Regions from separate parts of the Homo sapiens genome. Here region 1 is linked to region 2. Evidence: read pairs that join two places in POLR2A ChIA-PET (ENCODE). Cell type or tissue: PC-3. All regions are shown on one strand. Each heading gives the region's core, and the rest is flanking DNA. Links, peaks and the distances in the headings are about the cores only. Region 1 overlaps OSBPL3 (oxysterol binding protein like 3). Region 2 has its middle 35 kb from the start of OSBPL3.

Evidence for each region. Peaks named below come from ENCODE experiments on the same cell type or tissue, not always from the same donor. Only the 100,000 strongest peaks of a DNase experiment are listed, where the experiment ranks them.
Region 1: POLR2A ChIA-PET joins it to region 2 with 5 read pairs; 5 of 35 experiments call an interaction of 5 or more read pairs at or near these places.

What each region holds. Positions count from the first base shown.
Region 1 is chr7:24,925,532-24,928,349 of GRCh38, reverse strand. All of the region lies in intron 1 of OSBPL3 (oxysterol binding protein like 3), which reads left to right. Among named protein-coding and RNA genes, the nearest start is that of OSBPL3, 53 kb to the left of the region's middle. In PC-3, for the core only: no CTCF peak of the experiment used is centred there; no DNase peak of the experiment used is centred there; H3K27ac peaks cover 1,078 bases.
Region 2 is chr7:25,013,741-25,016,558 of GRCh38, reverse strand. No RefSeq gene overlaps it. Among named protein-coding and RNA genes, the nearest start is that of OSBPL3, 35 kb to the right of the region's middle. In PC-3, for the core only: no CTCF peak of the experiment used is centred there; a DNase peak (open chromatin) is centred at 1,608.

The sequences.
Region 1 (2,818 bases), core at 224-2,723, 88 kb after region 2:
TGTGGTGGCGGGCGCCTATAGTCCCAGCTACTCGGGAGGCTGAGGCAGGAGAATGGCGTGAACCTGGGAGGCGGAGTTTGCAGTGAGCTGAGATCGTGCTGCTGCACTCCAGCCTGGGTGACAGAGCGAGACTCCATCTCAAAAAAAAAAAAAAACAAAAAGGAAGGTTTAATTGGCTCACCATTCTCAGGCTGTACAGGACACATGGTTCGGGAGGCCTCAGGAAACTTACAATCATGGCAGAAGGCGAAGGGGGAGCAGACACATCTTTCATGGCCTGAGCAGGAGGAAGGTAGAGAGGAGGAGGTGCTACACACTTTTGAACAACAAGATCTCACAATACTCACTATCATGAGAACAGCACCAAAGGGGAAATTTATCTCCATGATCCAATCACCTCCCACCAGGCCCTACCTCCAACACTGGAGATTAAAATTTGAGCAGGGACACAGACCCAAACCGTATCAGGTGCATTTTATTGGATATAAATTATACCTCAAGAAGCATTTTTTTTCTTTACAAAAAGAGATAGGGTAGTGAGAAGCTAAGGTGTGGAACAGCAAAGCACAGTTGGTATAAAGTGTAAAATATTTTTATCATGCCATTGAATTTTCTGTAGTCCTATTTTCTCTCTCAAAATGGTAAACCTTCTGTTATTATGCCCTTACCACTTGTCTCAGAACACAGACATAACTACAAGCAAGTGTATCACGGTGAAAAAAACTGAACAATCCACCCATACACATTTTCATCAGCAAGCTTCTTCTGTGCCTGAGGATATTTTGCCAACTTAAGCAGTAATCATGGGAATCATTGAGAGCTTCAGTTATTAATTCTTCTTTAGTCACCAAAATTTTACTAGCATAACTATATATGCAAGTAAAATAATACCCCAAGAAATGCCAAGTGCTATTCTGTTCTCTAGGAGGAAGTTTAGAGGATTTGTAGACTGAGTAGCTTGGATTTATTGCCATATTCTCTGCTAAAAAGTCTAAAAATAAAAACGTTGGCATCACAGTTGGTGTTCTGAGTCATATTTTAAGGCCTGCAAGCTTGTACCTTATAAAAATGCTATTCAGAAAACTCTAAACTGCACATAAAATATATCTTCGTTTTTGTCAATTCCCCTGCTGGCTTCTTTCTTTTGGGTTTTCTTTCAGAGATATCTAGGACTAGAAGTGAAGACATACGAATCCTCTTGAAATGAGTTCCAGACATACAATGGAAGCAGCATTGCTTCTAACTGAGTCAAAGATCCCCAAGCATTTTCTCTTGTAGCATGCTTGAGGATGATTAAGTAACTCTTGGAATCCAAAGCTCACTACAAAAAAATCTATTTGAATAAAAATTCGTGATTATATCCATTCCAATTTTCTTCCATTCAACTCAAAATAATGCCAGCAGTCTGTTTCTTACAACATTGACTACATTGGTTTTATTTACATGGATGCAATTATTAGTTCATCAAGAATTTTTTGAGTACCTATCATATGACAGGTGTTTTGCTAGGCAGCAGGATATAGGAATCATAGAGACCAGGTCCTCCAGGAGCTTACAGTTCAGGTAGGAGAGAAGCATGTAAGTATCTTTATTGTAATAGTGTTGTAATATATATACAAGGTATATGCAAGGGCAGCCTGGTGCATGCCAGCCTGGGGATGTTAGGCAGAAATGGACAAGAAGGCCTCATTTGAGCTGCGACCTTATACAGTGGCCACTCTGCTGTGCCCACAGTAAGGGTGGGCATGGCTGCTACAAAGGTGTGGAGATAGTCTGTAGAGAACTGCAAGTGGATTTGTGTGGCTGGAAGGTGAAATGTCAGCTGAAAAGTGGGGGTAATTGAGCCTTGTATGTAACACAGAGACTTCCTCTTGCAAGCCAGTAGTCCTCAATCGTATGCATTTCAATCATCTGGAAAGCTTTTTTTAAAAAAATGTTTATACCTGGATCCTGGGACCATTGAATTAGAATACTCAGGTAGAGCATGTCCTGAGCATCTGTTTTTCTTTACATTGTCCATGGATGATTCTGATTTGCAGCTAGATGACCTCTTATTTGTTACAGGTAATGAATATCCACTAAAGAAACTTGATCAGGGGCATGGCATAACCCTACACGTTCAAACTGAAAACTGGAAAGCTTTGTATGAAATGGAGTCCATCTTATAAACACTACTTCTATAGGTGCCAGTAGGTCACTATCATCCCCAATTCAGTACACCTGAGGGGTAATTGTTCTAGACACAAAGAAATAGTAGGATCCAATGACCACGGCATACCTAGCCCTGTTATGGGAACTGCCTGATAGTAGCGTCTGCCTCTTCATCACACCATTGCAAAACTGAAGGCTGATAAGATTTCAATCTCTAGCTATTTAAGGATCCTTTTAATGAAACAAGATAAACTTTATATTTCTAATTCCAGTTATATCATCTTGTCTTATAGTGATCCGTGGAAACTAAAACTGCTATTCTGTTCAACCTTTTCCACATCACAAATCTGGGTGAAATAAATAAAGCTAGCCAGCCGACTTTCTTCACTCTAGCAACATTGAGGTTTAAAGGAGAAAGCTTGCTTTGAATACACCATCAGTAGGACCTATCTCTTTATTCCTGGTTTTCTCTTGTATACAATTCAGTGATTCTGTCTGCTACAGTGATAGAGAAAAGCGATGAAACGTTCCAATCAAAATAGGAACTGCTGAATGCATGTTTAGCCCTGAGAAACTAGAGAATGCTCTTGCAGAGAAGGATTTATTCCTCAGGAGTTAAACTTGAAAGGAAAGCCATCTTTGTAGAATTCCTTTGAGACATTTTAGT
Region 2 (2,818 bases), core at 158-2,657:
CTCAGCCAGCCACAGGACCCAGAATTGTCACCATTAATATTTAAGCTAGAGTGGAATTGCTACCAGTCAACATCTATTAAAATCCAAGGAGTGGATACAGATTTGAATAAAGCAGCAAGAGAATCCAAGCCACCCTGCATAGGCTTATTCCAGTCACTTTATTGATCTTGCAGTCATTCAACACGCATTTTATACCGTTGAAATCATTGAACCCCACTTACTGTGCTATGGCAGCATACTACCTATATATGGCGGTATGGTTGACTTCAAATCACTATAATGCATGGCCCTTCACTATTCCAAATATTAAATCCACAGATACAAAGAATATTCTGTATTTGGATTAGGAAGAGACAAAAATATTTACCCCTGATTGTAATTCTGATTTTCTTGCTCTGGAAAAATTATTTGGACCCTTGGGTGGTTCATGAGAGTACTCGCACAGGACTTGGCCTCATGAGCTGATGTAGGATAGCAGCCACTAGCCCTTTACTCCACAAAGGGCTCCACTGAACTCTTCACTATGCCACTCACAGCCACCTGCCATGCACATTATTTCTTCCAATATGCCAGATACAAAGGTAGGATTCCCACGCCTATGCAGCTTCAATGACAGTGTTTTGTAAAGAGGCGGCAAGTACCAGTGGGATAGGTAGTCAACTATTTTGCTCAACTTGAGGGGACTCAGGAAGACCTCTACCCCAGATATCTCCCCCTACTCAGATGCTACAGTTCTCAACACCCACTATTAGAAATTCAGTACTTTTGGGCTAAACATTCTTGTTTCTCTTTAGATGTCATTTAATATGTAAATCTAGTTTTGGAGGTGCAAACTCATTAACACCTTACTTGAAAATAGTTTCTCAAAATTAAAGAAACTGACACTATTTAGAAACGTAAACCCTGGGGGTTGGAGAAATCCTCTGAAAGGGATGTTGGGGAGGAGGAAACGGGAGAAACTGTGGAAGGCAAGTTGACTATTTTGTGATTTTGCCAGGCACAGCCTTAGATACAGAACCATGACTGATTTCATATAAACCATTATACATGTTTATTGGTGTTATTTCCAGACATTTTATACTTTTTTTTTTTTTTGATAAAGAACCTTGCTGTGTTGCCCAGGCTGGAGTGCAGTAGCGCAATCTTGGCTCACTGCAACCTCCACCTCCTGGGTTCAAGCGATTCTCCTGCCTCAGCCTCCCAAGTGGCTGGAACTACAGGTGCCTGCCACCATGCCCAGCTAATTTTTTTTGTATTTTTAGTAGAGGTGGGGTTTCACTATGTTGGCCAGGGTGGTCTTGAACTCCTGACCTTGTGATCTGCCCGCCTCGGCCTCCCAAAGTGCTGGGATTATAGGCGTGAGCCACCGTGCCCGGCCAACATTTTATACTTTAATTAACATTATTAGTACAACTTTAAAAAAATTTATCTCCCCTTTTTTTAATCGCTTCTTCACCAAGGATTTATTGGCTGCTATTGTAAATCCTTTATATTTGAGAAGACTAATGTATTAGTCAGGGTTCCCCAGAGGAACAGAACCAATTAGATGTGTGTATATATCAGGAGAAATAGATTTATTTTAAGGGATTGACTCACACAGTTATGGAGGCTAGCAAATCCCAAATCTGTAGGGTGGGCCAGCAAACTGACTCAGGAAGAGGTGATGTTGCAATTCATGTCTGAAGGCCGTCTGCTGGCAGAATTCCTTCTTATTTGGAGGCAAGCCTTCATGTTATTAAAGCCTTCAACTGATTGGATGAGGTTCACCTACATTTTGGAGGATAATGTGCTTTATTCAGAATTCACCAATTTATATGTTAATCCCACCCACAAAAACACCCTCACACATATATCCAGAATAATGTTTGGCCAGGCCAGGCACGGTGCCTCATGCCTGTAATCCCATCACTTTGGGAGGCCAAGGCAGGAGGATTGCTTGAGCCCAGTGGTTTGAGTCCAGTCTGGGCAACATAGTGAGACTCTGTCCCTTAAAAAAATAACAAATAAATAATAATGTTTGTCCAAATATCTGGGCATCGTGGCCCAGCCAAATTGACACATAAAATTAACTATTACAACAAATTTCCCAAGTCTGTCTCAAATCCTTAAATTTAATATAGTGCAGATACAATTTAAATAAAAACTCCAAAGGTTGCCTTGAGCTAGGGCTCCTGGTAAAGGCCAGACTCACTCACTGGCTAAGTAACATGATGCTGCTTGCTATCAACTCAGAACCACTTGTCTCTCTATTTGTTAGACTAGTAGTTCTCAAAGTTTTTGTTCCAGGACCTCTTCACACTCTAAAAATTATTGAGGACCCCAAAGAACATTTTTTTTGCTCATGTAGGGTAAATTCTATGATATTTACCATATTGTACCATAAAACTAATACATTTTTAAATGTTTACTAATGCATATGCAGACAACCAATAACAAAGTCAGTCAATGTTAACATAAGCAACATTTTTATGTTCAATAACTATATTTCCCAAAACAACAAAAAATACTGAGAAGAGTGACATTGTTTTACATTTTTAGAAATTTGATGCAATGTAAAGTAACTGGATTTTTATAGCTGTTTCTGCATTCAATTTGTTACCATCTATTAAAGTATATGGAAACAATCTGGCTTTGCACAAACATGAAATTGGAAAAGGAGAAGTATTTTATTAGCCTTTTTAGATCCTTGGATATTCTTCTTCTAAACCATATGTTACATACTACCAAATACCCATTGTTTATCAGCCAGTAGTCTTTTTAAGCAAAGATAATGTTCCACGGGGGAAAAAGCGAGCAAATAAAAAACACCTAGCTCAAC